Regions from separate parts of the Homo sapiens genome. Here region 1 is linked to region 2. Evidence: read pairs that join two places in POLR2A ChIA-PET (ENCODE). Cell type or tissue: CD4-positive, alpha-beta T cell. All regions are shown on one strand. Links, peaks and the distances in the headings refer to the core of each region. The heading gives the core; the rest is flanking DNA.

Region 1 (16,605 bases), core at 3,078-11,077, 110 kb after region 2:
AAAAAAAACAGGTGGAGGCTTTTCAGCAAAATCCAATTCTGCCTAACTATGTCTTTTAGCTTGCTTCACACATTTAAAAATTTAGAAAAGTGTGTCCCACGCCCAGGGAAATTTGCCCCAAAGGTAATAGAGATGACTCTATCTTGATGATTGATTGATGCTGGGGTGAAAGATCTATGCTGATCAATTGTAGAAGAAAGAGTTACCTCTAGAATGTTCAATATTCTCAATGGGAGTTTCAGTTCTAGAATTTTATTCCATATCATGTAATGCCAAGATTAATCATAAAAACAAATATTTATTTTCACAAACATCTCTTAAATGTGTACAGTTGACTCTCCCATTTACATAAAAATTGGAAGCTCAGCTGGGATTTCTGCTGGATCCAGGGGTCAGACTAAGATTAATACCACACTACTAGTGGCAACTGTCACTGCCATTTCTCTAAGTCCTGTTTTGTTTAGAATCTTGAATTACTAGAATCACTGTAACTTCTCCCCTTCTCAACCTCTTACTCGCAAGAGCTCTTTTGAGCAAGTTTTATAGCTTCATCTTATCCACCCTTTGGTTATTGGAATCGGGTAGTTGCTTTCCGGCTTCTATTTGAGAAAAGAGATCTTCCTATCTTTTGCACCTGGGAGTGTGTGACTTATTTAAGAGCAAGTTATTTGATGAAGTGCACAGTTCACTAGACCTCCTAATACCCTAGAGGGATAATTCAAAAGCTGTATCCAGATGGGATGACGTGGACACCTCTTACATAAGACCACGGGAGATAAAAGCTTTATCAATGGACTTTATCATTCATTGATCAAAAGTCTTCTGGCAAACTTCCCTATCATCCTGTAATGACATAGGGCCATCTTAGAGACTTCAGACAAGGCCCATTTGAGAATCCATGATGGGCAGGTATCTGGAAACCAGGCAACATACGCCTTGGGCATCTGATTCTTTCTTCATACTTTGAATCACTTATGCACACCTCAAATAATTGAGCATCTACTATGCTCCAGGAGGCATTGTTTAGGTACTGAAAATGCAGAGGTAAATAACATTATTTCTGCTTCAAAATAACCTCAGAGGTAGTCAAACATGGGTATAATTAACCAGAATGAGACACATTGACTTATTTTCTTATCAATTTTCTCTTCACTTCATGCATGTTTTAGACTCAAATTCTTCCTACTCCTCACTGATACTGATGGCAATTTTGGCAGAAAAAATGAGAGCAAGAGCAGTAAGTAAGAGGAGCACCAAACCAGAAAGTATCAGGAGGCAGGAGTGTCTGTCCTACCTCTGTCCTGACAGGACATGAGTGTGGCCATAAGCCAGTCAAGTCATGGCTGTAAGTTTCATTTCCTTAGCTGTAAGATGGGCTACTGGTAACAGCTCCTGTTACTGAGTCAAAGGGGTTGCTTATATGTGAGAAAGCTTTGAAAAGTCTCCAATATAATGCAAATATGGGCAATTATATTAAGCAACTTCATATAGTCACATGCAACTAACTTTACCGAAGCAAACTGAAAAGGCATGAAGACACAAGAAGCCAATGGCCATTGAATCTTCTGCTAATCTTGTGAAACACAAAAAACTCCTCTAAGAAAATGCACAAACCTACAACATTTTGCAGAAAAAAAAAGTAAGGGTGTTCACAGACTTCCTGGTAGCCCATTTATGGAACATTAGAGAGCTTGTGGTCCCCATTTGGAAGCTGTCAGGTCGAAGGCAGTATCTTCGGATCTCAGTAGGCAGGACCAACCTAACCTAACGAAGAAAACCTCCCACCCACCTAGAAATTACCGAGCACCTAGAGTCGAGCCCCTTCTCCATCCTCACTGCTGTGTGTATCATGTGTATTTACACCTTACCGTTTCTTCTAGTGAAACAAAAGAACACCATCTGCCCAACCACATTCCGCTTCCAGGAAACTGAAATGAGAGCGGATGTTGTCTTTCACTGCTTGTTTTCATTTTTTCTTTATCCTTTTATGTGTGCCTCTATTTTTGTTATCGCACTCTTAAAAGAAAAGATATACTTGGAGCAATTTTACCTCACATTTCTCCCTGAATTTTCCTAAGCCTGGACATCCTTAGGTGCCAGATGCCTGCCGCACAGGAGAAGTGGTGAGTACTCCTGTGGCCATTTACCAAAATAAGCTTTGAATCACCCAGTAAACACTCCCTCACACCCCTCCACAGCAAGGGCCATGTCTTATTCCCCTTCTGTCTCCATTCCATCAGTTCTTAGCAAGTAGGGGTTGAGAATTTGAGACCAGGAACAGGTCAGGAAATACTGTGGGTGAGAGGCCACAGGAGACAGTTCATCAGAACAAGGGTGCCAGGGTGTGGCCTTCAAGAGGGCCTTCCTGTGAAAAGCTTATTGACAGAGGTTCTTATGACAGAGTCCCTGAGAAGAAAGGTCCATAACAGGGTAAATAATTCCCCCAAGGCCAGAAGGACTTGGGATTCTGCCCAGATTAGAAGCTCAGTCCTACCCAGAAGAACAACAGCAAGAGATTAATTCATGAGCAGCAGGTTTAGGAATCAAAGTAGACAGGCAGTATTGCCAGAGTGCATCAGAGAATCGCCTATGAAAGACAGAAGCCACAGAACATGGATAGAACTTTGTCACTGTCCTCCATTTGTCCATGCAATGTTTTAGTAAATGAACTCCTTGGTGGATAACCACTTAAATGAGAGTCTACTGACTTATTTTCGAGGGACAACGAGCAGGAAAAGGCTGGCAGACTGTGTCTATGAAGAGAAAAATGTTCTCTTTCCATTAAGGCTCAAGGTTGAGAATTAAATTAAATAGACAGCAGAAGAAGAAAAACCCAGTTCTATAATGGTGAAAGAGCAAGGCATGTGAACCCACCAATATTAGGTCTCAAAGAGATAATATCAAAAAGAAGGCCAAGGGTTGCAAATAACAAATTTAGTCTTCTGAAAAGTCCACAGCAATGTATCTTTTTTCCCTCCAAGATGAGCAAGAATTTAATCATTCAACCAGTGGCCTGGTTCTTGGGAAACACTGCCAAAAATTAAAAATTAAATGGATCTGGGGACTCGGTCTTGTTCTTCAAATTAACTTACCTTTTAAATGACCATTTATACCTCACAGCATGTGAGCCTATTTTTACCAGCAATGGAAACTTCCTACTGCTAGGTGTTGGGGTTACATTGATGAAGAAGACAAATTTCCTGATTTTAGGATGCTCAGAGTCTCTGACAAACTTCCAGGCTAGTGTGCTGGACTTCCCAAGATCACAGCAGATAAAGGCTGACTTTTTGTGTGCATGAGACTGTTTTTGTCCCAAGAACACCCCTTAAAATATTCAATACGTTCTTTTATTTATTGTTGGGGAAAGCAAAGCAAAAGGCTGATAGCTCAAGAATAGAGAAGTTCAGCTTTGATAGACTCTTATTTTCTCCCTTGTTTACTGAACATATCTAGGTGAAACAAACAAACAAACAAATCAATCAGGGGCTAGATTGTATTAGCCAATGTCTTTCTGGGAGAAAAAGAGGGTGCCGACCTATTTTCCGGTGTTTATGTAGCTATTAATAACAACTGCTTGGTTTTGCTAGGATTTGACTTCAAGGCAAATTAGGAAAAAAAAGACATTTTTCAAGGAAGAGAACACTTTTTGTGGTAAGAGAGGTGATAAAATAAAGATTCATCTAATGTAGGGTAGCAAATAATTGACCTCCAATTCCTTTCAAATAACAATGATAGTAACATGTTTTCTCTGTGTTCAGAACTCTCCCTTCTGAGCACTTCCCAGACATTAACTCATTTAATCCACACAGCACGCCTGGGCTCCAGCCGTGACTCCACCCCACAGTGGACTCCTGGGTTGGCGTGTCCACCAAGAAATCCAGGATCCTCAGCTGTCCAGGGATGTTGGACTTCCCAAAAGGATCTCCCCACAGAGATCTTTATATCCTCCTAGTTATTTTCATCAAAGTTGTATGAAAATCCATCCAAGGTGGAGGAGGGGAAGAACGAGGGCAGGAAACAGGTCTGGTTTTGTGACTACATGTGGTCTTAGCCCTAGTTTGCCTTCTTATGAAACAGGTGGGGAAAGTCACAGAATTGCAGAGTTCATGGGTGCTCATGGGTGTTGCAGGTTTGCAGGAAAGGATCCCAGAAGAAATCTCCCCAGGAGTCATGTAGCTTCTTTTCCTGGGGGCAGGTGGGTGTGCCATTTGCCACAGACAACAGTGTTTTGATTGTAAGGAAAGAACCTTTGAAAATATTTTGAATTAACTTTTTTCTGAGTAACTGTGCTTCCCCAGCCCAAGTGGAGGGGTGAAAAAAGGCAGAGGTCCTAGTTCCATAGCCTCACTCATCACATCATTCAATATCTGTCTGTCCTCAAGGAGAGATTATTGGAAATTCTTTCATAGCTCATGCTCCACTCTTTTACATTCATATCACGCAAAACAGAACTTTTCAAAGAGCTCATCTCTAGGTCAATTGTTCACTCCTCCCTTTAAACACCATGATATACAAGAAAGCCAATGTTGTTTGAGAAATGAACGCCTAGCGCAAGAAATGCACTCTTGATAACAAAGCTCTCTTTTATCAGACTATAATTAATGAAACTTCTTTCTGTCTTATGGAGTTACCTTGTTAGTCCCCATAAAACTCCGTTAAGTAAAGACATATCATTTTTTGTAGCACCAAGACAGGATTTCACCAATTGGAGGCTGATTCTTCACTTTATGACTTGATTTTTTTTGGTAGCACTGTATGTATTCTCTCATTGGGTCTAAGCATTTTTTTTTCTGGAATACTAAAGTATATTTAAATGTAAGAGAACAAGTCTCTGAACAAGAGGCTTTTTAATAGTTCAAGTTTTATATATGAAATGGTCCCAACTTTAGTCCATCATTTTTATTCTAAGGAAATATGCCTGGCAAGGACACTAGCGTTTCTGGACCTAGCTAGAGGGAAGAGATATTCTAAGACACTCTAGAACTATCTTTTTTCTCCTTTCTAGAGAGCCTTGGTAAATAGTTTATATAAAATATTTTTATGTTCATTGAAATAGCAAACACCCTGTGTGACCACATTAGATAAAAATGCAGAAATGCCCAGGAGAAAACCTCCAAGCATGTGATAATATGACAAATGCCAATGACAAGTCAGGACGCATTTCAAAACCTGCTCAATCCTTCTAAAGTCCATCTGAAACCTCAGTTTGGTTTTCACTCTCATATATATGTGTATATACATACATGCACATGCACACACACACACACACACACATACGCTCACTCCCACTCCTTTTCCAGTAGCACCAGTGTTTGTGAACGTCAAGAATTAAAGACAAAGTGACATTTCATACATCAGATGGGAAGTCCACTAGCTTATGTAATAAAGGGGGAAAAAGGTCCTTAAATTGCACTAATATACTGATTTTGTTAACCTGATTTGAATTAAAGCAAATAATCAAAATTGTGTTCAGCTCCTTCTATCAGAGGCAAACCAAAATTGGCTGTAAACTGTTTTGAACAATGCATTTCAAGCCTCAGCAGAGGGTGTCTTATGATGCAGTCAACCAGCCTCCTAAATGGGGCTCTGAGCTGCATTTCTCCTTCCACTACCTGTCCGATCTGTCAGGCAGGAATAGCCCCTATAATCCAATATGCCAGGTTCTCTTTGGGAACAAACCTACCAGGATTCAAATTCCAACTCTGCCACCCTCTCACTGTGAACCCTCGGGTATGTTTCAGAGCCCCTGAGCATCTCAGCATCCTCATGAGATACGTAGGACATGATGTGAAAAGCTTGCTGTATAGGTCGCCTTCCATAAATGTGAGCTATTACCATCTTCTAGTTTTTATTTTCCTGGAGGGATCATAATATCAAAATATAAGTTACCTGATTCATAATATCAAAATATAAGTTACCTGATTCAGGTACACATGATTTGATTAAAATATATGCTATCTCATCAAAACGAGCTCAAATGCCACCTCCTCCAGTAAGGTGTCCCAGATGCGCAGTGAGGGGAAATCTACTCTACCCTCTTTGATGATAACAGTGGTACCATTAGCACCTCTCTTGTAGCTCTTATCCCACCTGCCTTCTTGAGTCCCGGGAGTGTTGCCAGGCTCTCAGGGCATTCCTGACAGCGTGGGCTGCACCTGCTCACCTGTGCATCCCCCCAGTCCCAGCACCGTGCTGGGCACAGAGGTTCCACTCATGTGCATGTGTCAACTCGACAGCCAAGCAAAAGCAAAGCCAGCCCTGGGTGCAATGAACGGTCGGCTAATGTCCTGTGATACAGGCAAACCGGCATGTTTCTTCAGCCCGTTGAAATGTGTGCTTGTTTTCATAACTGACTTCCTGCTGGGGGTAAAGTTCTTGCAGGCAGAGTCCATGGTTGAAGCTGGGAAGGGCATTCATCTTTTGGACCCAGGGCCTTCTGTGGCTTTTTCTAATGGATGGTCACTTAATCTGCCATAGGCATCAACATTACAAACAACCACCACAGACCTCGTGTTTTCTTTCAGTTAGAGTTACAAAGAAAAAAATAACTGAACAGAAAATAAATTGTCACCTGCCATGAATATCATAAAAAAATATTGGTGGAGGGTGGTGGGAGAATCCTCAAATAACAACCCCAAAAAGAAATTTCAGCTTCTAGTATGAACATGATTTAAATTTTCATGAACAAATCATCTGATTCTCACAAAGGCAGCAGTGATGAAAAAAAAGTAATAAACCACGGGGGGTTGGGGGAGAATCTGTGACCCAACAGGGTCCCCCAAAGGACCCCTCTGACCAGGCTTTGGTGCATGCTCCTTGTCTCAGAGAGCACCTCCTGCACTGGGCTAATTATCTTTTAAAATTCATATCTGGAGCCACGATCTGGCTCGTGGGATTAAGCACAGTATGCTTTGCAAATTGAAAATAAGATAGCTGTTAGGAATATACACTTGCCTCTATGATTACCGCGGCAAACAAAGGCAAAACATTAATTTACATCTATTATAATAGAGAAACAAAGCTGGAGATATTCCTCATATCGCAGGCAAGAGATGAATTTGCAAAGGTGATGTTCCCAGAAGATGAGGCGGGTGATGGGCTACAGAGGTGTGGGGCTTTAGGGACAGCATTGAGAGACCACTGAGTCCTTTGGAGGTCATTATGTCCCCTGCACTCACCTTTTAGACAAGGAAACGGGTTCAGACAGAGAAAAGACAGGGTCATTTCTACCCAGCCGGCTAGGGGCAGAAAGAACTTGATCTCTGAAATCCATGCTTGATTTTCTAATGAGAGGGTAGCCATTGGATTGTGGTCTTTAATCAGAAGGCTGTTAGGATCACATTGAAACTCCTAAGATAATGTATTTTACCCTACCGAGGCTTTCTTCGGTGCTTCGCATGTTTGAGCCACTGTATCTGCTGTGGTGGGTACTATTATTATTTTTCCTTTTTCACAGATGAAGATATTGACATGTCTGAGGTTAAGGCACTTCCCTACATCCAGTCAGTCAGAACACAGCAGTGCCTAGACTGTCCCGCAGACACTTGATCCCAAAGCAGCTTATGCCACGGTTCCTGGAAGGCCATTCCCAGCTTCTCATTCTAGATGCTCCTCGTTGGGTCAAATCACCTGACAAAGAGCATTTACCAATCTAACAGGAAGAATTTACCTACCCCTCCTCTGGGTCTACCATCTCCCTCTTCACAAATGCCCCATGTGGCATGAGGCATTACTGCTGTGTGTTGAAGAGTCCTAGGGACCACTGAGCTGTGAGCCCCTGAGGGCAAGGACCGCCTCTCTCTACCAGAGCTGCCATGTCTGCCCTCTGTCAGGACTTAGGGCGTGGCTCTGGAAGTGAGACTGCCCGCTTTATGGAGACTTCCTCCTGCTGCATCTTGGCAGTTCTCCTGTTGCTCATCATCCAGACCTTTCATCCTTTCATCACTACACATACATGGTGCCATATTCTACCCATGTCGAATGCCAGCTCCTCAAACACAACCTGTCCACAAGACAACACCAAGTGACTCTCACAGAAAGCACGATCTTAGAGTCTTACTGGATATTGATGAAATTCTAGTGGCTGGTTTGAGGCGGGCCTTACAGTATGATTCTCTCATTAGGAATCAAAGTGGGTCCAGAGATAATAGTTAAAGATTGGTCGTGGGTGTAGCAAGGTGAAGATTTTGAGGTGAAAATTTTCAAAGAGTTGTGGGGTGTAAACTCCAAGTTTACCACTACTTATTGAAGAGTTAGAATAGCTTGTTGTTCTTTTACATGGGTTTTCTTGGAAGTTTGTAGAATAAATAATAAAGGTGTTTACAACTTTTTTCTTCCCAAGCAAGGATTTCCTGGAATTGTGAAATCACATTGATGTAGCCAGGAAACTGGGGCGAATGGGCCTGGTTCTCCAACATGTAATTTATGTAACCTCTTATTGAATGTCATGGCGGGCAATTTCTCTGGGGATTTCTATGCCACCCAAAGGACTTTGGACTTAGGAGGGACAGAGCCTGAATTCTGGTCCCAACAATGTTACTCTCTCATTACAAGACCTCAGTGAGTCACTGGCCCTCTCTGACCCTCAGTTTTCTCCTCTGTCCAATGAGTCTTACAGGCAAGACTACACTTCATTCCACCACTTTATGACTAAGTTTATTTGCCTAAGGGGGAGGCTTGAGTAGTGACCTGACTTCCCAGCAGAGACAGGAAAGAGGAGGAGTGGGGTGGGGGTTGCGGTGGGGGGCATCAGAACAGGAGGAGGTAGAGAGGCAGAAAAGGGCAGGTGAGGAAGGCTCTAGAACAGCAGGGTCACTTTACTCAGGTCTGGGATTTTTAAGTGTTTTATCTGGTAGAAATGCATACAGCATTTACAAATTGGAAATAACTCTGTAAGCTCAGATAAGATTGTAGCGTAATATTGTAGCCAGAAACAGCTCACCACGGCTTCCTTTCAATTAACCATTTAAATCACAGCCCATACAAACCCCAACCCCCACTGCTATATAATAAAAAAAGAAAGTTAGACTAGAGCTGAAGAGTTTTGATTCATGCTGCTGAATATGGAAGATCTGCAATCTTTCTCATGGAGCTTATAGTCTAATGTGACTCTTTGAAAGAACATTCCTTTGGCTGCTGGCAAAGATATCTTCCCCCTAGACCCTTTCCTCCTGAGCTGCATGGTGATTCATTATAGATAACCCCTCCTGATTAATTTTGTTTTGACTTTAACTTTGACATTAAAAAAAAAGAAAGAAAGAAACATAAGAGGTAAAATTCTCCCCTCTAACATTCACTGTGTGACTATTTTTAGCCAGCTTTGGTGTTTGATGCAGAAAAAGGAAAAATCTAAATTTAGAAATAAATTAAATTGTTGATTGCCATCAAAAGTCCCAGCTGTCAGATTAGAAAGTCATTGTGTTAGGCCATTTGTGATAAATAATAAATCAGTGATTTCCTTGAATTCCTTATTTGAGTTCTTTTTCTCTGTCAACTGATGCGTCAGAAGATGCCCAGGCTGGTGAGGCACAGGCTGGCTGATCTTCACCAAAGCCCTTTCAAAGGTGAACATTTGCAGAGGAGTCAGTGTGTTCTGGGCCCCAGCAAAGGGATTGGCCATTTATCTGTGTACCTGGATTGACAGAGGGGGCCTGGCCCAGCTGCCCAACAAGGGGTACACAAGGCTGAGCTTGGATTCTGGTTCCAACTAGTATAGGAACCCAGTGATGTTGTTTATTTCCAGGAGGCTCAGTTTCCAAGTCTATAAAATGGTTTGAACAATGTACATTACACAGGGATGTTGTGTGGAAATTGTGAGCACAGCATGCAACATATGTAGGTGTCAGGATTTGGAAACAGTTATAATTATAATAATTATTAGTAGTAGTGTAGACAGCTACAGTAACTCGATAGTGCAGATGCCACAGGGAATCCGCAGGGAAGTCTGAAAGTGACTTTCAAGTGTGTTCTGTCCATTTTGGCTCAAAGCAAATGACTAAACCGTCTCCCTTACATACACTAAGCTGTGCAAATGCGTGTGAGATCAAGATTCCACTCCCTTTTGTGCTACAAGGCACAGCTGTGTTCTAAATGACTCTCAAAAGTCATGCTCCTGGCTAAAACTCGCAGTGGAGGACTGAAATCAAACCCTTTGAGGAAAAATTAAATGATAGAAACTGAACTGAATGTGAAACTTGGCCAGTTAAAATTAGACAGAAATGTTGGTGAGTGTCTTCCTCAATGACCCTCCCAGGCCCCTGTGTCCTCAGCCTCAGAGACACGCACGCCCTGTGTTAATTTCTCTCTTTTTTGAAGCCCTGTGGAGAGTACAGCGCCTGGACAAACGTTCAGGGAAGAGCATTTAGGGCACTGCATTGTTGGAAGAAATAAATGAAGGAAGAAGGAAAGAAGGAAAAGATCAAGGGAGTGAGGAAGGAAAGAGGAAAGGAAGGGAGGGAGTAAGGAAAGGAAGGACAGCAGAAGAAGAGGAGAGAGGAAAGAAGGAAGAAGGGAAATGTAATAAGTCTCTGTGGTATGAGCAGTTTTACAGTATAGAGCATTATTTTGCAGTTTCTAAATTATGAAGACCTGAGTGTAGACTACTCTGTACATAATATTATGCATATAGAAGGCAGCTGATAAATATCTTTGATTAATTTGGAGGAAATTTTACATTTAAGTTGGGAAAATAATAGCAATTGTTACCATTACAAGCAAACTATTCTGTGTACATGTGTATACAGCAGTATGTAATTGTTTTCCTCAGGCGATTCCAAAGGTTCCTTTAATTTAATAAAATTTTAATTTTAATTAAAATTTAATAAATAGGTCAGGTGTGATGGCTCACACCTGTAATCCCAGCACTTTGGGAGGCTGAGGCAGGCAGATTACTTGAGGTCAGGAGTTTGAGACCAGTCTAGCCAACATGGCAAAACCCCATCTCTACTAAAAATACAAAAATTTGCCGGGCGTGGTGGTGGGTGGCTGTAATTCCAGCTACTCTGGAGGCTGAGGCAGGAGGATCGCTTGAACTCTGGAGGCAGAGGTTGCGGTGAGCTGAGATCGCACCACTGCATTCCAGCCTGAGTGACAGAGCAAGACTCTGTCTTAAAACAAAACAAAACAAACAAACTAAATTAATAAGTAATAAATGAAAGTAAGAGACACTGGGCTCTTTTTAAAAATTGTATTGCTTACATCGAAAGAGTATGACTCGATGATTCAGTATATGTATGCCTGTGAAATAATCACCACAATCAAGCTAATTAACACATCTATCACTTCCCATAGTTACAATTCCTGTGTGCATGTGTGTGTGGTTAGACAATGTGGAGGGGCCTGGAACATGGAGGACATTATACTAAGTGAAATAAGCCAGACCCAGAAAGACGAAAACTGCATGACCTCATTTAAACATGGAATGTAAAATAAAGGTGTCGGTCTCTATCTGTGTTCTGCTCTGTCATCAAGTCATGCGCCTCCTTCACCATCATTGGTTCTGAGTTTCACAGAAGTCCATAAACATCCTAAGCTAGTGAAGAATGGGCCCTGGAGCTCACTGAGAACAGTGGCTTTGGCTGAAGCCACTCGGGACCCTTCCATCAGATGCGCCCACCTGAGAAATCTGGTATACTGCTCAGCTCAGCAACCTCAGGTCTCTGGTTCAGGAAGGATCTCTGAGCCTTCCTTCTCTAGACTGGGGTTGGTGGAGTGAGTTCCTCACGGACAAGTAGTTTCCATAGTGGTTGACATTCTTGTCTAGGGTCACTTGGCAAATTAGGGTCAAGACTTGGTTTAGAAAAAAATTGTTCAGAATCTGTGTTTGTAAGTGGGTGGACTCTTTTGATCAGGTTGCTTCCTTTTGATTATAAAATAAGAACTTTGGGCTAGATCTCTTTGGAATATGATCACTCAGTCATGATGTCTGGATACGCACGTTTATTTCTAGGGGACCTCATAGTATATGCATCTAGGCCAACTGGAATTGGGCTAAACAGAAGTCTAGATTTGGGGGAAAGTTGGTAACCCAGATTCATTTCGTTTTCTCAAGAGGGGCAGGTTGTGCAAATCAAGCTCCTCTGGGGATGGCCCAGAGGCTATGTCTTCAAAGATGGGGGCTGGCAACAGTCCATACAGTGTCCCTGCTTGACTGGAGCTGATGCTTATGTCAGTCTGCAATGTCGGCACCTGCTCTGTCCGGGACCAATGGACATAGGGGGGCCTCTATCCATGTCTGACAAGTGGAGTAATGACCCTTTGCGCTTGAAGATAGCATCAAGTCCATGCTTTGCTTCTTGGTGTTAGGGCCCACTGTGGGTATCACTTGCTTGGAACAAAAAGTTTTTCTGCTTTTGATCATAGAATCAGATGTTTTGCTATAGATATGGGATGAGCCCAGAATAGTCACGCTTATTCTCAGCTCACTAAAGTCCTTTCAATTAGCTATCCTCTCTTTACCTAATGTCCAGAACCGCAGTCCCCTATATATATTTAGACAGATTTGTATCAACATTGCATTGTTACACTTCACTTCTTCCTTTTTTTAATTATGTAAAAAAACCCACATTAAGCCGAATCTAATTACTGCAATGTATATTAGAAGCAGGGCACCATCAAAATTTTATTTAAATTAATCAGGTTTTGATTTAAGATATTAAATTCAAATTAATCATGTAAAAATGGAAATGATCCTTGACGTGCTTCCAGCTGTGACTTCAGTCTGTTTTCTCGTGAGTCACTTTCGGGATGTCTTGGGGGGAACATTACAAAAATTCACGCCGGTGCTATTTCAATTAGAGTTATTTAGCAGGACAGATGTAAAGAATATGGTATAATTAAGAAGGAGTTGACGACATGGCTACAGATTTTCAGGATTAAAAGGAAAAAAAAAATACATGAACTAGAGTGAAAATTGACTACTGGCCATGATGCCCAAGTTCAAGTGCAGGGAGGTTAAGCATTCATTAAAGACAGAAAGAAGATTTGCAGAACCACAGGACTTTTTCTCTGGGGCAATCTGCAGATCCCACTTTGGTTTCAACTTTGAAGTTTCATTAACAAGCCGGTACTAACTGGTATTGCAATTCTTATCATTCCTAAAATTATCTTTCGCTGTGGCAATCATGGCCTTTGACTAATTTGATTCCGGGGCCATCAGAAAGCTATGAGAGTTAAAATAGTACTTTAAGACCCATTTTAAATCCAATTGCATATACCGGCATATAGAATACTACATATAGATATCCAAATATTATTTATGCTCATGAACATATATATTAGGTGTGACTATGTCAATAAATTCTTAAGATGATGCTACTTTTTCATATTTATATATGACAGACTACAAATTGTTTGAACATAGCCCGACTCATTTTTAATAGCACTTAGGTGGAGTGAGTAATGGTCCTCTATTCATGGAGAACTAAGATTGGACTTAGAATGGTTATGTAATTTGCCCAAAGCCTCTTATCTAACTGGACACTAGAGACCAGAACCTGACCATTCTCCTGATCTTCGCACAGCAATTTGTTACTGTGATCCGTATACTCCGTAGCAGTCTCACCTGTAGGTGAATCTGGTTTTCAAGTCTTTAGAAAGCCCCAAGAGTCAGAATACAACTTCAACAATCTGTATGGGGCACACCTGGTCAGAACAAAAATCCTGGCAAGTGTGATCACTGTGCTGGGGCCCCTCATCTGTTTCCAGTGTTTTGGCTGAACCCCAGAGAGGGACTGGGGCAGGGGCTTTCCTACCAGAGGATGTGACTCAGTCTGGGTTTCAGAGTCTCAAATAATCAATATTTCCATGCAAAGAGCAATGCATGTGTCCTTTCTTGCATCCCCTCTGACAAACACTATGCTCTGTCATCTGGGCTCTCTGTCCTGCTCCGACCCCCCTGAGCCCCACAGACCAAGGCTGTACCCCTGCACCCCAAGGCAGCCCACTGAGGTCTGGGGGCAAGTAGAACCTTTTCTCCACTCATGTCTTCAGGTCCCTGGTACAGAGCCTTGACTCCTCCCATCCTACCTTTGACTTGACCCTTACCTCAGGCTGGATTCTAGTGTCTTCAGTTGTCCAGCTGCCACTAGAATGTGAGTTCCCTAAGGAAAGGAACCCAGCCTTGTTTCTCATAAATAAACCCAATTTAATAAAATGCAGAGACTGTAGTTTGTTGGTCTTTGGATGCTCCATAGGCAGCAGGGGACTCAACACCCAGTAGGTACACAGTACATTGTTTAATGAGCAAAAGTGGAAGGAAGAGAAAGAATAAAATAATAAATTAGTGAATGAATGTTTCTATGACTGAGTTTATCGTGGATGTTCACTGTATATTGAAGGTGAAGGTGCCAGAGACTCTCCTCTCTCCCTTATGCCAACACACCTTAAGTGAAGATCCAATCAGGGAAATGGTCCCACACCATGGACATCAACCTGACATGTGTCTGGATTGATTTGAGAGTTGTAGAAAGGAGATGATTCATTGACGGCTTCTGCTTCCCACTCATGTGATATCAATGTATGTAATTCTTCTTTCAAAATCACGTTTCACTCTTTTTAGAAAATGAATGAGGTGGGAGGTTAAAATAATAACCCTCTTTTTTTCTTGGTGGAAAATAGTCTTTGTCAATGAAATGCTGTTGCTGATGGTTCACAAATCCATTCAACCCAAATTAAAGGCGTGTTTCAAATACTAGGAGAAAAATGGTATTTTTCTCTGGCATCCTTTTGCTTGAATTTTTCAATCTCATTTTACACTTGTACGCTAGTACCATGCAACAAGGTGAAGGGGAAGGATTTGAATTTAGATCTCACTGCTCACAGGCTGTGGGCCTTGGATGAAATGCTTGACATCTCTGAGCCCCAGTTTCCTTAGTTGTGAGTGGTCAATTGTTTTGGGGTTCAGATTTCAACCTATCCTCATGCTGTTTCTCGCCTCCTCCTAGAAGCCAGAGTTTTCAGGATTATCACTTGTGGTAGCTGTTCCTGACTTTGGAGGCTGGGACAGTTGCTCTGTCCCTATGCCACTCCATTTGAATAAGATCCTAATAGCTGGCTGCTGCTTACAGCTTCATTCTAAGTCCCCCAGCTCTAGTAAAGCCTTGTGGAAGGCAGTTTGTTCTTTGTAGGTTTTCGTTAGAATCTCACCTTAGTAACTAACTTGAAATTTCTGTGATTTGTGTCCAACAATTTCTATTTTCTGATCCACATTTGGCTAATGACCTCTCTCTAGAAGAAAGATTGCAAAGATCAAATGGGAAAATATTAAGCTTCTCTGGCCCTTTATTCTATCATCTTGCGTACTCTTGGCTAATCTTTAAATACACCCAGCAGGTTTCTGCCGCAGGGTCTTTGCACTTTCTCTTTTCCTCTGTCTGGGAAGCTCTTTCCTGGTTAGCAACACACTTTGTCACTTCGCTCAGGACACCTCAAAGCTCCCTTGTCAGTGATCATTCTCCCCTGCCCCCAGCATTTTCTATCCCATCATCTGCCTTTATTTTTCTTCAGAGCACTTATCACCTCCTGAAATGCCGGGTCTCATTTACGTCTCTATATAATGCCTTTCCCCAGCCCACCATTAGAGCAAAGACTTCCTCTCTTGTTCACTATTGCATCCACAGTGTCTGGCAGGTGATAGGTGCTCCATAAATATCTGTTGAATAAATATTTCTGTTTGAAATATAATAGAACTGTCACCCAGAAAATGCCAGCTATCCTGTGCTCTATGAATCACCTTCTCTTTGGAGAGAACCATGGGCTCAGTGGAAGAGTAGGGACCATCAGCCGCCACATGACTTAAGCTTTATGCTCTGAGGGTAGAATGCCCTGGAGTATGCATGTGAGAAGAGACAGCCACAGAGACAGGGAGAAAGGCCTAGAGAGAGACCGACAGGGACCAAACCGCAAGGTCGTAGACAGAGACATGTAGAAGGAAGCAGGTTAGAGAGAGGCCCAATGCAGGAGAGAAACAGAGAGATCAGAGCAGAAACCAAAAAAAAAAAAAAAAAAAAAAAGGAAGAAACAGAGAGGAGAAAGACTAGCCACATCAGAGTGGAAACAGGGAGGCTGAGCATGCAGGTACCAGGCCCCAGTCCTTCCACCCACTGTCCGCACTTCATCCTTCCAGAGTCTGCCTCTCACCTGCGCACAGAGAGATACTTCTTGCATCAGCCCCTGGCCCTTTGGAAGCCAAGCTTCATCCTATTTACTCAGCTCTTATGGTCAGAGCTGAGCTCTTTTGTGAGTGGCAACATCCCTGAGGGCTCTCCAGAGGCCTGGAAATCCTCTGTAGCACCAGGGCAGGGACAGCTAATTAATACTGAGAAGGTCTTGGTGGCTCCTGCTAATTGCCCTGACCTAGGCAGGTCTTCATGGGCTGTTACCTCCTCCCCAGCCCCAAGCTCCCAGGGGCCATGTCCTACTCCAAGCACAGGACAGCAAATTTGGAAGAGGTGAAAATTTTACTACATCTTTGTGCTTGACTCTGAAATTCATTACAAAGAACATCTGCAAATATGGACAACCTTAGAGTGTCCCAATGGCCAATACATGAATAACCTTTAAGTATATAATCTCACAGAAACCTTGCAAGGAAGCTGGTGCTGTTTT
Region 2 (16,605 bases), core at 3,643-11,642:
TATTTAGTGTGCTTTCTCACAGTAAATCAAGTCCAGAAAGCTGTGTTTTAGGCCCTTTATCTCTTTGAGTGTTGGTTTCTTCTATGAAATGCATGGTTTGTCTAGGTGGTCTTCAGGTCTTCTCTGCCAATTTCCTGGCTCTTAGGCTGGAGCATTTCAGCAACTTTGATGCTGCCATAGGACTTGTAAACAGTCAGCTTCTTTGGGAAACCACAGGCACAGGTAATTTTAACAACAGTGGCCACAGCCTGGCTGTTTAATCTCAGTCAAGCCTCTTCCCTTCCTGTGCCTCAGTTTCCCCATGTGTAAATTGAGAATGTTGGGCAAAATAATCTCATAACTGCATTCCATTAGAAATAATTTGCATTCCTAATAAAATTTTTGTTGCAGCTAATCATTTTGAAAAGCCAAAGTGTGGAATTCACTCTGATTGGCTCTATCAAGTTGGCCAAAGTGTTTTATTTTAGTGGCATGACCCAGAAAAAAAGAATAAGTTTGATTGCTCTGCCTCAGTTAGCTGAGTGTTGGAGTCAAATAGCCATTGGAATTCTTTTCTTTGTTTTCAAGCTTTTTGTGAATTGATGGTTCCATTTTTGTCCTGAGAAGATAGTTTTGTCTACGACGTGAGCTGGCTGCTCTAGAGACTTCCCGGCTGGGAATTTGGGTGGATTGTTCTTTTCTTCTGCTCCAGTTTGTGAAAAATACTCCAATTCAAGCAGAGTCCTCCATGTCTCTGAGGTTGCATTTTCTCATCCTCACTCTATTGCCAATAGCAATGGTAATTATTTCTAATTCTGATCTCTGAGGGCAAATTCTTCCTCTTGGTACTGACTGCCAAATCCTCCCATTCCAAGAGCAAGTGAACAAATGACCTGATGAAGACTTCAAAGGAGAAAAGCCAAACGCCAGACAATTACATCTGCAGCATGCGCTAGAGCCTGGGCCCTGTCTGTGTCACATTAGGTCTGTGCACCTGAGGCACCTCTTCCTGGGTAGCTGGTGCTGCAGAATATTCTCTCTGTTGACCTACATACTCCCATGCCCATGCTCCTTAGCATAGCCAAAGCATAAGACTGACCCACTTACTTCAGAACAGTTTTCATTATCTAATAGTAGGTCTCAGGACTGTCTCAAGAGCTTTATCACATACTCCTGGCCCCTGTCCCAGAGATTGCAACATAATAGGTTACCCTGATAAATATTTAAGGAATTTCCAATGTAACTTAACACACATCTTTTCATAAGGAAGGTGAAATGTTATGCATTATATTAATCTAAGTTGACACCCATAACCTCATCTGTGAGGCTGCGGACAACTTCCAGCAGGCCTCACCCCAGATCTGGGTTCAGCCATCTTCTGTGGCACATCCACGTCAGTGAGCCTGGCTCCAAGGCACCAGCCCATCGGCTCTCTACACCCTGCTACTCTCTGCAACACTTCCTGCGCTCTCTGCAACACATGCTTCTAGAAAGACAGCTGCGGTTTCTATTAATTAATTCTTTCAAAACATATGGACCTACCCTTGAGTAGAAATTCTTGTGTTTTCTCCGAGGAGCTTCCAAGAAGATACAGGACTTCAACTAAACAAACAGGTAGTGGGAGGAGGAGGAAATTAAAAGGAGGAACAACATTGATGGAGGAGAGAGCTAGTGGAGATGGAGAATGATGCAGAGACCAGGAGGATGTGGTATTGCAGATGTATAGAGCTGATGCTACCTCTACCAGGGAGCTCTCCTTGATTCTCAACTGGAAGTCACCCTTTCCTCAGCTAAATCCTGACAACTCTTTATCTGCCTTCTCCTATGGCGTTCAAAACGCTCTGTTTCATCATATCTGTGCTCATGGAATGTTTCTACCAATTTTTACTGTACCCTTAAAAAAAAAGAAGCACCATGTTAGTAATGTGGTTAAAAATGTGCATAGATTTGGAATCATAAAGTCCAGGTTTTAGGTTCAGGATCTGCTTCTTAGTACTTTTGGGACTTTAAGAAACTCTCAATAAACTCTTTAAGTTTTGGTTTTCTTATCTATAAATTGAGAATAACAACAACATTAAATTCAATGATTGTTAAAACAGCATATCGAGACAATGTATGTAAATGCCTCACTCCAGCATCTGCCACATGTAAGCACTAGGAGTTTAGCTGTTACTATTTTAAGAAGAAGTGGTATTGGTTTTCTGCCTTCACTCCGGAAATCGAAATATTTAAAAACGATTTCAGAACTAATCTGTCTAGAGTTATTTCTCAGACATATCACAGGCCTTTATGTGCTGGGTGCCCCTCCTAGGCAGCTGTCTTCCATGCGGTGACTCAGGGACCCACACAGTTTCCTTCTCGTGACTATGCCATCCCCTTTTTCAGAAGCTACCCACAATTTCTGATTTGTGAAGAGAAGAATGCACTGGACAACGGAGACAGGCAGGAAGGGAGCTTCCACGCACATCCTATTGACTAGGACTCAAGCACATGAGTCCACCTAAGAACAGAGGCAGGGCTGGTTCAGGAAATGCCGGTGTGTGCCACTAGCCCTGGAACATCATCCTTTAGGACAATCCACCCATTATTATTTTTCTATGATAACACTGATGTCTTAGCAGATTAAACAATTTGGCCCAGGGCATGGAGTGAGTAGATGAGGTGTGTAGCTTCGCTTACAAACACGGAGCCAATGCTGTAGCCTTGGCTCAATGTGATCACTATGAGGTGAGCATGCATAAACTGCTTTCCATAAGCTGGGCATGCTTTAACTCCTTCATGTCCAGGGTATTCACTGAATCCTCACAACAATCTCTGAGGCAGGTGTTGGTGTCATCTTCATTTTACAGATGAGGAAACTGAGGCTCAGGTAGGTTAAATAATTTTCCCAAGGTCACACAGCTCAATGAAGCAGGGCAGAGATTTGAACTTGCAAAGCCCTTACCCCCCACCACAGCACCATGCTGCCTGAGGGTGGCCAGAGCTCGCCCCCCACCACGGCACCACGCTGCCTGAGAATGGCTGGAGCTCGCTTCCCACCACAGCACCACGCTGCCTGAGAATGGCTGGAGCTCGCTTCCCACCACAGCACCATGCTGCCTGAGAATGGCTGGAGCTCGCTTCCCACCACAGCACCATGCTGCCTGAGAGTGGCTGGAGCTCACTTCCTTTATTGGAGTCTCCTGGCATGGGACAGTTGTCAGGGAATCCCTAGGGGGTGCAACCCTCCTGGCCTTAGAATCAGATAAAGGCTCCTGAGGAGCCCATGTGCAGGCACCAGGCTCCAGCAGGAGCTGAGGGTTGGGGAGTGGGTCTGGCTGGTGAAGGGGAGGTCACATGGGCAAGAGCCTGACTTCAGGTCTCCTGGAAGTACAGCTGCCAGTGATAGACTGTGTGTTCCCCCAGGGCTAAAGGTTGGGGGAAGAGGGTAAGTGATATTCACATGGTTCCTTCTGAAAAACTAAACCTAGAATCTGGGAGAATTGGGCAGATTAGAGTCTCAAGCTCTGTCTTTCTCTTAACTGCTGTGGGATTAAAAAATAGCAATATTGGTTAGGCTGATTTATATGAGAACAAAAACATCTCTCCCCAAATGCCTCCCTAGATTGGGGCTCTTACCCCAGGGTGTCTATGAGTGGGCTTCAGAGGTCTTTGAGAGCCTTTTTAAAAGTCTCTGACTTTGTGAGACTTGGGGTAGTTGCATTAATAACTTTTATCAGATTCTTTCAGGATCAGCAACCAAAAATGGATAGATGAATGAATGAATGGAAATTTTCAAAACCACTGCCTCTGTATGTCCTTCAAACTACTGAATAAGTGCTAGCAGCTGCCATGTCAATCACTGATTAGCAGGCTGATCCCAGTTGACAATCGGGTGGGGAAGAATCAATCACTGATTAGCAGGTTGATCCCAGTGGATAATCGGTCAGGGAAGTAACGTGGGCTCTGTATCGGGCCTTTCCTGCATTGCTATAAAGAAATACCCGAGACTGGGTAATTTATAAAGACAAGAGGTTCAGTTGGCTCACAGTTCTACAGGCTGTACGGGAAGCATGGCACCGACATCTGCTCTGTTGCTAGGGAAGCCTCAGGAAGCTTTCACTCATGGCAGAAGGTGAAGGGGGAGCAGGCACCTCACAAGGCAAGAACGGATGCAAGAGAGAGAGGGGAGACACCACGCACTTTTAAACATCCAGATCTCATGAGACTGGCTCACTATCTCAAGGACAGCACCAAACCATGCAGGATCCTCCCCCAGGACCTAAACACCTCCTACCAGGCCCCACCTCCAACACTGGGGACTTAGAAGGGACATATAGTCAAACTATATCAGGCTTATACATTGATTTCTCAAATGAGTATTTACAAAGCAACAATTTTGTGCAGCTAGGGATGAGGGTGCTGGGGATGAAGGAGTAAAGAGGACAGTGAAGTTCCCCTCGCGAAGCCTGTATTCTCGTTGTGGAGACAATAAATACACTTACAGCCAAATTCATAAAATAATGTCAGGTAGTCACAGTGACTAATTAGGTGACATTAAAGAAATCAAGTGATAGCCTCTGAACCTTCAATTCTTCATCCGTGAAATGGGGATGCTCATGCCTTCCCTGCCAGTTGCAAGACTGTCATAGGAAGCAGAAGAAAGCAAAAATAAGGGGGAACCCCGCAGGTGAAAGGGCTCCCATTCACCAGGCACCTGTGAGCCACCGGTGCAATTGGCGCCCTTCAGGGGATAACATGTACCTTTCCCAGCAGCAGCAGCTGGGTAGGAGTAGCCTTATTCTGTAGATGAGAAACTGGCTCAGAGAGTCTGAGCGATATGTCCAGGGTCACACAGCTGGTGAATGATGGAACCCATGGTTAGGTCAATGTCTATAAGGTTTCCAGTATGTGCCTTTTTCCACTAGGCTTCCGCTTACTGCTTTGAGGATGGAGGTAGAAGAGTGTTCCATGAGGGAGCAAGAAGGTAAGCATGGCAGGGGCAAGTTCAAGTGTTTGCTCACCCCTTGTCTGTCTTGAGCACTAGAACAAGGTAATGTTAATGGCTCAGTCCTTATTTCCACGTTGTAAAGTGAGGGTGCCGATACAGGTTCATCAGGGGCTAGGGGTCCCAGATTTTGAATTGTAATGTGGTCAGCAGCTTCCAATATGGCTTCCAAAGACATCCACCTCCTGGGGTTCATGTCCTTCTGAAATCCCCTGGTCTTGGGTGTGGGCTAGATCGACTCACTCCCAACTAATGAAAGACTATGGGGAAGGTGATGGGATTTCACTCACACAATTAGGTTACGAAGACCGGGACTTCTGTCTTGCTGCTATTTAGCTCTCTGGTCCTTCTTACCTGCTTACTCTGATGGAGAGAGTCACCTGGGAAGGAGCTGAGGGCAGCCTCTGGCCAAGAGCCAGTGAGTAACTAAGGGTGTCAGTCCAACAGCCAGTGAGGAGCTGAATCCAGCCAGCAACCATGTGAGCGATCTCAGAAGAGTATGCTGTCCCAATCAAACACTGCGATAACTATGCCTCTGCTTGTACCTGTACTGCAAGCCTGAGAAAGACCCTGGGCTGCTACTCTGATCTCAGCCTCTTAAGAGACTCTGAGGCAGAGGATCCAGTTAAGCCAAGTTCAGATTCTTGACCCGTGGAAAATGTGAAATAACAAATGCTTTTTGCTTTACATTGCTAAGTTTTGGTATACTTGGTTAAGCAGCAATCAATAACAAATAGGCAATAAGTGCTCATATAGTATACTGTGTGCTACCTCCAGCGGGGTCTGGGAGAGCGCCCTGTAAACTCATTAACATTTCTGTACTCAAAACTATGCTTAGTGCCATTCCGTAGGATAAATGAAGATTATAAATGACATCACATTTGTTCAGTTAAGATTTTGCCACCACATACGTTTGTGCCAAATTTATGAACAAACATCTGGCTTTCAGAGGATTCTGAATTTCAGGATTTCAGATAAACAGTTGTGGATTTCTTGCACATCCCCCAAGGATGTTGCTATGATTCAGTGACAACGTATTGAGATAACACACTTCACAAGCTGCAAAGACCCTTTGGTAGCTGGAGCCTGCTGTGGCTGATGGTGAGCTATCAGCCCTGAGTAGACATGAGCTCCTCCGGATCAGACTCAGACCCTCCACCAGGCAGAAGAAACCAGGAATGCAGAGACCCACACAGGCTCAACTGGTCCCATTGCACTCCTTGCCAAGCTGCTGCTGAAAGAAACTTTTATTCAGTAAACATTTGCTCAGCACCTGCCATGGAGCATTGTTTCGACCTAAAAGAAGGCATGAATGATTCACCAAAACCAGGATCCAGGCCAGGGCTTGTGTGAGTTGCTCCCTGTTCCAGGACCTGATTTCCAAGAACAAAATTCAATTCTGCCAGAATGTCATCAGAAACCAAATTAGGAACTTACAAGACCACATGGTGTGCAGGAAGGTGGGGGCCACACGACAGGGTTCTTTGTTTCCGTACGGAGCATGTCCACACCAGCTAACCTGCCCAGCCTCCTGGTAGTGAAGTCGCTGAAGGAGAGGTCCAAGCCAGCCCTTATCAAATCCAAGGCTGAGTCTAAAGGGGGTTGTGAGGTTTTCACTATGTTTGGGCATCATACTTCTCAAAAAGGCTGCCACCACACACTGACCATGTCTACGTTAACTGTGAGATCAAGTATTACAAGGTGATCTTTACTGACTTTCAGAAACCTTCCCACCTCATCAAGGATTTTATTTAAGGTACATGCATTTTAATGATTTTAGTATTTGGGAGATGAAAAGGAGACCATTCCTGGTATTTTTTTTTTTTAATTCCAAGCTTCAGGCTGAATTTTTGGTTTTTGTTCGTGATTTTTTTTTTCAACAAAAACTAGATCTTGTTGCTATCTTCAGTGTACCAGTGACTCTCAAATAGCCTTGGAGTTCTTTTTCCCACCCTTATAAATTGACATAAGAAAAAGCTCCACATTTTCCTGAAGTCACCCTCAGAATTCACACACTCGCCAAAAGCTGACTTCGTTTTTCAACCCAGAGTGGAGTTTAAGAGCTCCAAGGGTTGGTTTTGGCAGTGGCTTAATTGTAATACTGAAACGTCGCTGCAGGCAATTTTCTTTGATTTAATTAGATGAACTGTGTTTTTTTTTTCTTTTTGCAAAAAGGCTTTATTATGTAGAAATGAAATATGTATAAATTTAATTTTTAATCTTGTCACTACAGTGTAGGAAGGAGCAAGCCGATTCTTTTAATTTTCCCTCTTTGTTTAAGAAAAAAATTAAATTAATTCAAGTATTTATGAGTAATTGATTTTACTTTTTGCACTGTAGTCAGAAGTGAAAGAGTTAAGACTGCCCAATTTATCCCCAATCTAAGACTCCAATATGACTATCTCAATATGTAAAAGCTAACACTTTTACATATGGGTATATGGGTATAGAGAGTCCCCTATATACCCATTTCTGAGAATACAGCAGGTTTGGCCACGGTATTGACACCATAGTTTAGTGAGGTATAGAATAATCCAAAACTATGCTTTAGAAGGGAAACTAGGTGGCAGAGGAGAAGGAATGACCTGGTTGCTTAGTCCTTGCAGGAATATTCAGAACTTACTACCTGTCCTGGGTGAGTGGATTTAACCCTAAACTCCAATTGTTGTACTTCTAATCATTGAGTCATTCTTGCCCATTCCTCTGAGCTCAGCCTGGCATCAACTCAGGGTTAGTGGTGGGAAACTGCTTTGTTTCTGGAACTTAGAAGGGCTAACACTGTGCTTCGTCAACTGTGGTGTGCCCGATGATCTGAAAAATGGTGGAAGAATTGTGGGACATCCAGCAGGTCTGGGGTGGGGGCAGGAAGTGGCACCTGGTCAGGTGTTTTCCTACAGGGGACTAGACAATCAGGCCCACAGGAGGGGTGTGTACTCGTTGTTGTTTTTTGTTTTGTTTTGTTTTGTTTTTTCAGACGGACTGTTGCTCTGTCGCCAGGCTGGAGTGCAGTGGTGCGATCTCGGCTCACTGCAACTTCCACCTGCCAGGTTCCAGTGACTCCACTGCCTCAGCCTCCTGAGTAGCTGGGACTACAGGCACCCGCCACAATTCCCCGCTAATTTTCTGTATGTTAGTAGAGATGGGGTTTCACCATGTTGGCTAGGATGGTCTCGATCTCCTGACCTCATGATCCACCCGCCTCGGCCTCCCAAAGTGCTGGGATTACAGGCGTGAGCCACCGCGTCTGGCCCTGTACTCTTTTCTCTCTGGGCAGAGCCTGCAAAGGTGGCCCTGCAGTTTTCAGCAGATCCTTCTGCCAAATATTCCTTTCCATCCATGTCTTCCTGACTCTGTTTTGCTGGGTATATAATTATTTTGTGTGCATATTAAAATACATAAACATGTATTTATATTATATATATAAATTATTTTATATTCTGACATAATTTTATATTATAACATATAATATAAAATAAATATTAAAACAGACTTATACAATGATATTGCATATACAGTCTATTATATACATGTATGAGATGCAGAGTAAGAATGCAGAAAAAAACACATTGGTGCTATTTTTGTATGTAAGTTTCTGTTTTTTTGGTAAGATAGTTTTAAGCTTTAGAAAAAAACAATTATCCACTTAGGTCAGGGTTTCTCAACCTTGGCAATCTGGACACTTGGGGGTGGATAACATTTTGGTCACTAAGGGCCATCATGTGCAATGTGGAATGTTTAGCAGCATCTTTGGCCTTTACTTACTAAATGCTGGCGGTGCTTTCCTCCCAAGGTTTGACAACAAAAAAAGTCTCTAGATATTGTCCAATGTCACCTGAGGGGCAAAGTTGCCTCTGCATGAGAACTACTGAGTTACACCAAGTCCTAAGATGCTGACCAGGCCCACCAGAGCCCAGCCATCCTGGGGACACACCGGCTCAGCCTGAAGCCCTCTGTGTTAGGACTTATGTTCCCATATGCTGGACTAGGAAAGGGAGGCGCTAAGAAACCTCTTCTCTCGAAGAAAATAAGATTGCTAGTAAATGGCAAAAATGGACTTCAAAGCAAGGTAATATTTCTGGTAAGTTCAAAACCAGACTTCAACCAGGCACAGTGGCTCACTCTTGTAATCTCAGCACTTTGGGAGGCCAAGGTGGGGGGACTGCTTGAGCCCGGGAGTTCAGGACCAGCCTGGGCAACATAATGAGACACTCATCTATACAAAAAGTTTAAAAAATTAGCTCGATGCTGTGGTGCATGCCTGTAGTGCTAGCTACTCAAGCAAGGTGGGGAGGCATTGGTGCGGGTGGGGGACTGAGTTGAGATCACTTGATCCTGGGAGGTTGAGTGAGCCATGAGTCACTAAGCCTGCAGTGAGCCATGATGGAGTCACTGCACTCTAGCATGGGCAACAGAGTGAGATTCTGTCTCAAAAAAACAAAACAAAACAAATACACACAGACACGCACACAAAAACAAAAAAACAAAAGCTGAACTTCAAAAATTAGTATCTTTCCACAACAACAAGTATATACAAATAACAGATGTTTCCTGTGGGTCCAAAATCCTTGAATGCCAAACTCAGAAGGCTTGCAATTCATTGAGTGAGACACGACATATCAGAAATGAGTTTCAGAGGATGAAGCTGGGAGTAGCAGTCAGGGCAGCAGAGAGGTGTTAGGAAGAGTGCTAAGCCATTTGGGCCGCTCAATCATTTATGGTTTCTCATGGTAAATATCAGTGGCCTTTGACAATTCCAGGCAGGTGGGAGCTCCATCTCCTCCTGTGAGTGCTGGTTGTCAGGAGCTAGAGAGAAGGCACCTCCCAGACTACACAGAAAAAGGGGTCATCAGCAGGAAGGTGCAGTGGACCCAGTTTCTGAGAGGTCAGCTGTTTAGCACTGGTGAGGCATGCTGTGTTCCAGGGGCAGCATCCACCAGATCCAGGCTGACTGGGTGGCGGGTTGCTCTGCAACGTGGGGAATCAGAATCAAACGCACTGCTAGACTAATCCAAGACCTCCACCTTGACGGTGCACCAGTGTGAGCTGTAGCTTTTGCCGGGTCCAGAAACCATGCCGGTGCCTACCCACTGCTGCCTGGACAGTCTTTCAAGCCCCAGCCATGTTTTGAACACCTTCCCTTTGAACAATGGAGACTGATCTGTAACTTCCTAATGCAGCTTGGCAAACACTGCAGTGAACATTTAAATAAAGGACTGCGCATGCCGGCTCACGCCTATAGTCCCAGCACTTGGGAGGCCAAGGCAGAACAATCACTTGGGGCCAGGAGTTCGAGACCAGCCTGGACAACACAATGAGACCCTATCTCTACAAAAACCACAAAAAATAGGCCAAGGCAGGTGGATCACGAGGTCAGGAGATCGAGACCATCCTGGCTGACATGGCGAAACCCTGTCTCTACCAAAAAAAATACAAAAAATTAGCCAGGTGTGGTGGCAGGCGTCTGTAGTCCCAGCTACTCGGGAGGCTGAGGCAGGAGAATGGCGTGAACCCGGGAGGCGGAGCTTGACATGAGCTGAGATGGCGCCACTGCACTCCAGCCTGGGCAACAGGGTGAGACTCCATCTCAAAAAAAAAAAAAAAAAAATAGCTGGGCATAGTGTCATGCACCTGTCGTCCCGGCTACTTGGGAGGCTGAGGAGGAAGGATTTCTTGAGCCCAGGAGTTAGAGGCTGCAGTGAGCTATGACTGCACCACCGCACTCCAGTCTAGGCAACAGAGAAAGACTCTGTCTCAAATATATAAATAAATACATAATAAAGAAAAAATTAATGCTATTTGAAGCTCTCACTTTCCCTGGGAGCTAGACTAGAGTGAGCTTACTAGCAAATGCATCTCACTCTTTATACTGGGTTATTTTCAGTAAAAGGCAGACAATTTGATTTCGTGGTTGAGATGAAGAGAAGAGATGAGGAGGACTTAACGAAGCCTGTTTCCAGAAACTGGGGCATTTTAAACTCCTTTCCATATGAGGCAAAGGGGGCCCAGAAATATCCGATGACCTGTCTGGTGTCACATGGCTCATGAAGAGGCAGGGTAGGCGCTGGTTCCCAGGCCCCTAAGCAGCCAGCCTTATCCCACTGTTTACTTCCAACTGCCCTGAATTTCCTTGGAGTCGGCAAGATGGCTGGAACACTCCCAGGCATGTGGATCACTATGGATCACACCCTCCCTGCCCCCTCCCCACCTCCGCATGAAGCTTCTCTTTTCCTGGCCCCTCTAAAGGCCTCCCCCATGCAAACATCCACATGAAATTACTACACTTATAATCTGTCCCTACATGTAACACTTATCTTTTTAAGACATGGTCTGGTGGTTACACACATGATATTTCCCGCTTGATGCATTTTCATTTCCCACCCTCTGGAAAAATGCTATTACGGGAGTTTGCTGTATTTGGCTAAATACTGGGTTTATTAAAACGCATCATGTTTCTCTGACAATCTGATCGGCTGTGGGGACTGAATGGGCATATTTAACCAAATTGAAAGCACACATTATTGACCTAATAGATGAGAAGGGGGATTCTCACACATTGAAGGAGAGATTGATTGGCACTAGGGTAGAAAACCCCTCATAATTTTCCTGAAGCCACACAGTCACTATGTTTCTTGCCTCCCCCATTTGGATTTGAGTGCTTGGCCTAAGCAAATTTTAGTTAGGATTTCTTTAAGTTTCTCCACTTGTAATTAAATTAAGCTGTGGCTTGGTTTTGCCTAGAGTCCCAGGTGCCAACCCAAAGCATCTTTAAATGACACATTTTACGAGCATACGTGGGGTTTACAGTTAAACATGTCCATTGATGGGAATCTGGTTGAAGAGTTTTCTCTCATCCTGAAACTCAAGACACCAAATCCAAAGGTGGAATGAGGAGCTGTGTGATCCATGGTTGTGTTTCCTGCTTTCTGAGATGCTCAGGGGGAACCGACCATAATTAGTTTGTATTTGTCACCAGGGATGTTGCCACTCAGAAGGAAAACAGTGAAAGAGGGAAGTCACCCCAGTCAAAGCCCCCCTAATACTCACAGGGAATTTGAAACTGTGGGGTGGCACTGAAGACCCAAGAGGAGCCGCCGTGGAGAGTGGAGGCCCACAGGGAAGAGGATGGGAGCTGGTCCTGTGTCTGCTGCTGGTTTACTGTGGGGCCTTTGCAGGTCAACTCACTGAAGATTCCTCAACTCACAGAATGGCTTTGGACTGACCATCCAGGCCAGTTGGGCCAACGGGTGTTAACGCATACGTAAGAGCACAGATTGTGACTCACAGGCTTGACCCTGGGTCTTCCAACCAGGCTTCAGCTTTGAGCAGATCATGTAACTTTAAGCCCAGGTTTTTGTGTCTTTAAGACAGAAATTAAAATTCTTACCTCAGTAGGTTGGTATAAGAAATAAAAGATGTTTAAACTCGAATCTTAACCCCAAGATGATGGTCTTTTGTGCAGAGTTCAGGAAGATTATTGGAAGATAGTTCTGCAGTGTGAATGAGTCTGAATGAAATTACCCCCACCTCTGGGATTCCACTGCCCAGTGGCCTCCAGTGACTTTCCATTATCCAAAATTCAGGTCCACAGATTTTAGTGGGAATGAGAATCATGGGAGCTCAAAGAATGTGACTTCCTCCTGCTCTCAGGCAGGGATTAATTTGAAGATTGGCTAAGGTCAGCTATCTGGATTTTAAGATGACTCTTTGAGGTGCAAATGATCTGCAGACTATCTCTATGAGACATGCTTCTAGAATAAAATGCATGGTTTCTAAAGCCTCCTGTAACCTGGTCTCATGGTACCCCTCACCTTTACATCCCGCCCACCTTACACACACTGAATATCTGTTTCCACACTCACTCAGCTTTGCTTTCATCCTCACACATGCTCATGTCTTCTGTACTCATTGCTCTTACACATACCTGAAAATTACTCCACCTCAAACCTGCCTGGACTATGCCCTCATCATCTAATAGTTTTATGGGGTACAATTTTGTCTGCAGGTTTCTTTCTCACTACTATGGTTTGAATGAGTTCCCCAACATTTGTGTATTGGAAATAATCCCCAATGCAATGATATTGAGAGATGAGACCTTTTCTTAAAACAAACAAACAAACAACAAACAAAAAACACTTTTATTAAGTTCAGCGTACATGTGCAGGTTTGTTACATAGGTAAATGTGTGTATGGGGGTTTGTTGTGCAGACTATTTCCTCACCCAGGTATGATGCCTAGTACTCATCAGTTATTTTCCCTGATCCTCTCCCTCCCTACACCCTCCATCTTCCAATACTGGTGAGATTATGAAGAATAAAGGAAGCTTATACACTGTTGGTGGGAGTATAAATTAGTTTAACCACTGTGGAAGACAGTGTGGCAATTTCTCAAAGACCTAAAGACTGAAATATTAATATTATTCCACCCAGCAATCCCATACTGGTTGTATACAGAAAGGAATATAAATTGTTCTATTATAAAGACACGTGTGTGCATGTTCATTGCAGCCCTATCCATGAAAGCAAAGACATGGAATCAACTTATATGCCCATCAGTGATAGAGTGGATAAAAAAATGTGGTGCATATATACCTTGGAATACTATGCAGCCATAAATAAGAACAAGATATGTCATTTGCAATGGCATGAATAGAGCTGGAGGACATTATCTTTAGCAAACTAACACAGGAACAGAAAACCAAATACTGCATGTTCTCACTTACAAGTGGGAGCTAAATGGTAAGAACACATGGACACATAGAGGGGAACAACACACATTGGGGCCTATCAGAGGTGAGACCTTTAAGAGATGATTAAGTTGTAAGGGCTTTGCCCTCATAAATGGATTCATACTGTTATCCGGGAAGTGTGTTCTTTATAAAATGAGCCTATCCCCTTTTCTGTTCTCTCTTGCATGTCCTCTCTTGCCCTTTGGCCTTCTTCCATGCAAGAAGGCCCTCACAGGTTGCCAGCACTTTAGTCTTGGACTTCCCAGCCTCCAGAACTGCGAGTAACAAATTTCTGTTCTTTGTAAATTACCCAGCCTCAGGTATTCTTTTATAGCAGCACAAAACGGACTAAGATACTCACCGAAGACATTTTTCTGTTTGCCATTCCTCAGCATTAACATCACCTGTAGGAGTAGAAAGTTTTTTGGTCGTGTTTTAATTTTTTTAAATAACCTGAAGTCAGTACTTGCTAGAGTCAACTGAAATGGCCCTGTTTACATGGGACCCGAGGGCCTTTTTCGATGGTGGCAGCTTTTGAGGGCTAGCCTGGAAACCTACTATCACTTACAATATGGTTCTGCTGGGTAATGCATTCTGAGTTCCAACTCATTATGCAAAATAAGGCAGAAACATGCCCTCCCTTTTCCTCTGACCCCAGTAGTGGGGATCCTATCTTCTCTCCTCACTGCTTCCGCATTGCTTGTGGCAGGGAGAAATGGCACGTTGGTCCTAACAATTGCTCTGTCCTGCAATTGCTATGCAAGACACAACAACTGGGGAGTGGGAGAGAGCAAGAAGGTGACCATGGGAAGATTGGATCTCCATGGCCCACTTGTACATCTACTCCTGAGTTGGAAGATGAACATGTTTGTATTAATAGCTCCCCAAGTTTTCTAAATGGGTGAAGAAAAAGCAAAAGTAGTCCAGGTAGCGTGGCCAATAAATGGAGAAGGTTACCTGAGTATCTGACATAGGTGAGTCACTGGGCTAGGAGCTTTCTATAGGGTATTATATTTAAGCCTCAAAATACCCTAGGAGGTAGGCACTTTTACCCTTATTTTATAGAAGAATGGTTGGGGACTCTGTGAGATAAAGGAACGTGCTTCAATGTCATCAAGCTCTGAGTGGCGTTTGGCTTTGAATCTTTGCCATACCCTCCTCCAAGTCTACACTCATTACACTAACTTAGGAAGTAGATGCTCAAGAACTTGTTCAGTAAAGAATCATAGACTCCAATAATGAAATAAGATGCTGCCTTTAATAATAAGGTATAGAAATTATTTATAAAAAAGAATGATAATGATTTTTGTTTTTTGTTTCATTTTGTTTTGGAAAGGGGATGATGTTTTTGATTCAGTAAAAAAAACAGGTTATAAAACAGTCTGTTCTATATAAAACGCATGCATGCATTTTAAAGTATGTGAATCAAAACCGAGTAAGGATTATATTGTTAATGTGATTTTATATTATTTTTCAATGAATATGTATCATTTATGTAAAAAAACAATAAATTATAAAACAAAATACCACCAAGAAGAAGAACAAAATAATATTCATTTGGTAAAAAATTAAGTCATCACCAACAAAGCAAGCACCTCCCCCTCCAATACTTATGCTACTGATGGAGGTACCAGAACTACCACCACAATCACTATTACCAGCAAAACTAGCGTCAGTTCACTCATCACAATCAATATCAAACCACCACTGCAAATACCACGACTGCAATTACCACCACCACTACCATCACCACCACCACCAGCATCAGCAGCAGTCTCACAAACACCAGCCCACAAACACGAGGACCACCCCACCATCAACAATGAAGTTACTCATTGTCTTACTGTTCAACAGACACTGGACTTGTAAATGTCAGCAGAGACATATAAAACATAACTTCTGCCCTTAAGGGGTGCTGATGAGCTTGAAGAGGATGGATAACTTGTGTTAAAAGATAAGCCCTTTCATCTTGGTGTCCCTAAAAGTTAGGATGGTTCTTGGCATTAGTAAGTGCACAGTAAATGTTTGATGAAGAAAACAAATGAATACACCAGCATGTGTTAACCATAAGTGTTGCTGAATTTCAAACTATTACTTCAGAACCACAGGCTGTGCAGATAGATGGAGCTAATTTGTGATGATATGGAGACGCCATTTTATTTTCATTAAAGTCCTCATCTGGTGCCTTTGTAGCTTGCATTAAATGTCATTTTTCATGCTGTGGTCGTAGAAGGGCCCCTGGACCCTGGTCCCATTAAACAGGCTCTGTCTCCCACATGTCCATTTGATATCATGAGAGGCAGTTAAAGCTAGATGGGCCCTTCAAATTTGCTCCACACCTCTAGGGAAACTGAGGCTGAGAAAGCAGATATGATTCATGGATGGCCACATGGCCTCATTCTTCCCTCTGTAGCACACTGTCTTCCTGTCTGTTCTTTTGTTTGTTTCTCCTGTGCTTAAAGAAGGAACAAAAGGGTCAGAATTTCCATAAGAAAATAACACAAAAGCTAATCATTGCTTATTTCTATGTGAGATGCAAGGCTAGAAATCCTCCACACATGGTCTCATTTTTCCTCTCAGCAACTCAGAGACGTGGGCCATGTTTTGTCCACTGCACAGATGAAGAAAGTGAGACACAGGGTCGGTGAAGGGTCTATCAAGGTCACACAGCTGCTATGGAGTTAAACCCAGGTCTCGCTGGCTCCCAAACCCATTCCCTTTCCACTTCACTGCCTTTGGTAGTCATTCAGTTATGTTTTGAAAAGACAGTTTTTACACTGTTTGTGGGACTGTAAACTAGTTCAACCATTGTGGAAGACAGTGTGGCAATTCTTCAGGGATCTACAACTAGAAATACCATTTGACCCAGCCATCCCATTACTGGGTATATACCCAAAGGATTATAAATCATGCT

The links. Peaks named below come from ENCODE experiments on the same cell type or tissue, not always from the same donor. Only the 100,000 strongest peaks of a DNase experiment are listed, where the experiment ranks them.
Region 1: POLR2A ChIA-PET joins it to region 2 with 13 read pairs; 3 of 35 experiments call an interaction of 5 or more read pairs at or near these places.

What each region holds. Positions count from the first base shown.
Region 1 is chr14:98,174,927-98,191,531 of GRCh38, reverse strand. No RefSeq gene overlaps it. Among named protein-coding and RNA genes, the nearest start is that of LINC02295, 47 kb to the right of the region's middle. In CD4-positive, alpha-beta T cell, for the core only: no CTCF peak of the experiment used is centred there; DNase peaks (open chromatin) are centred at 4,044 and 6,316; H3K4me3 peaks cover 571 bases; H3K27ac peaks cover 7,116 bases.
Region 2 is chr14:98,283,461-98,300,065 of GRCh38, reverse strand. No RefSeq gene overlaps it. Among named protein-coding and RNA genes, the nearest start is that of LINC02295, 160 kb to the right of the region's middle. In CD4-positive, alpha-beta T cell, for the core only: no CTCF peak of the experiment used is centred there; no DNase peak of the experiment used is centred there.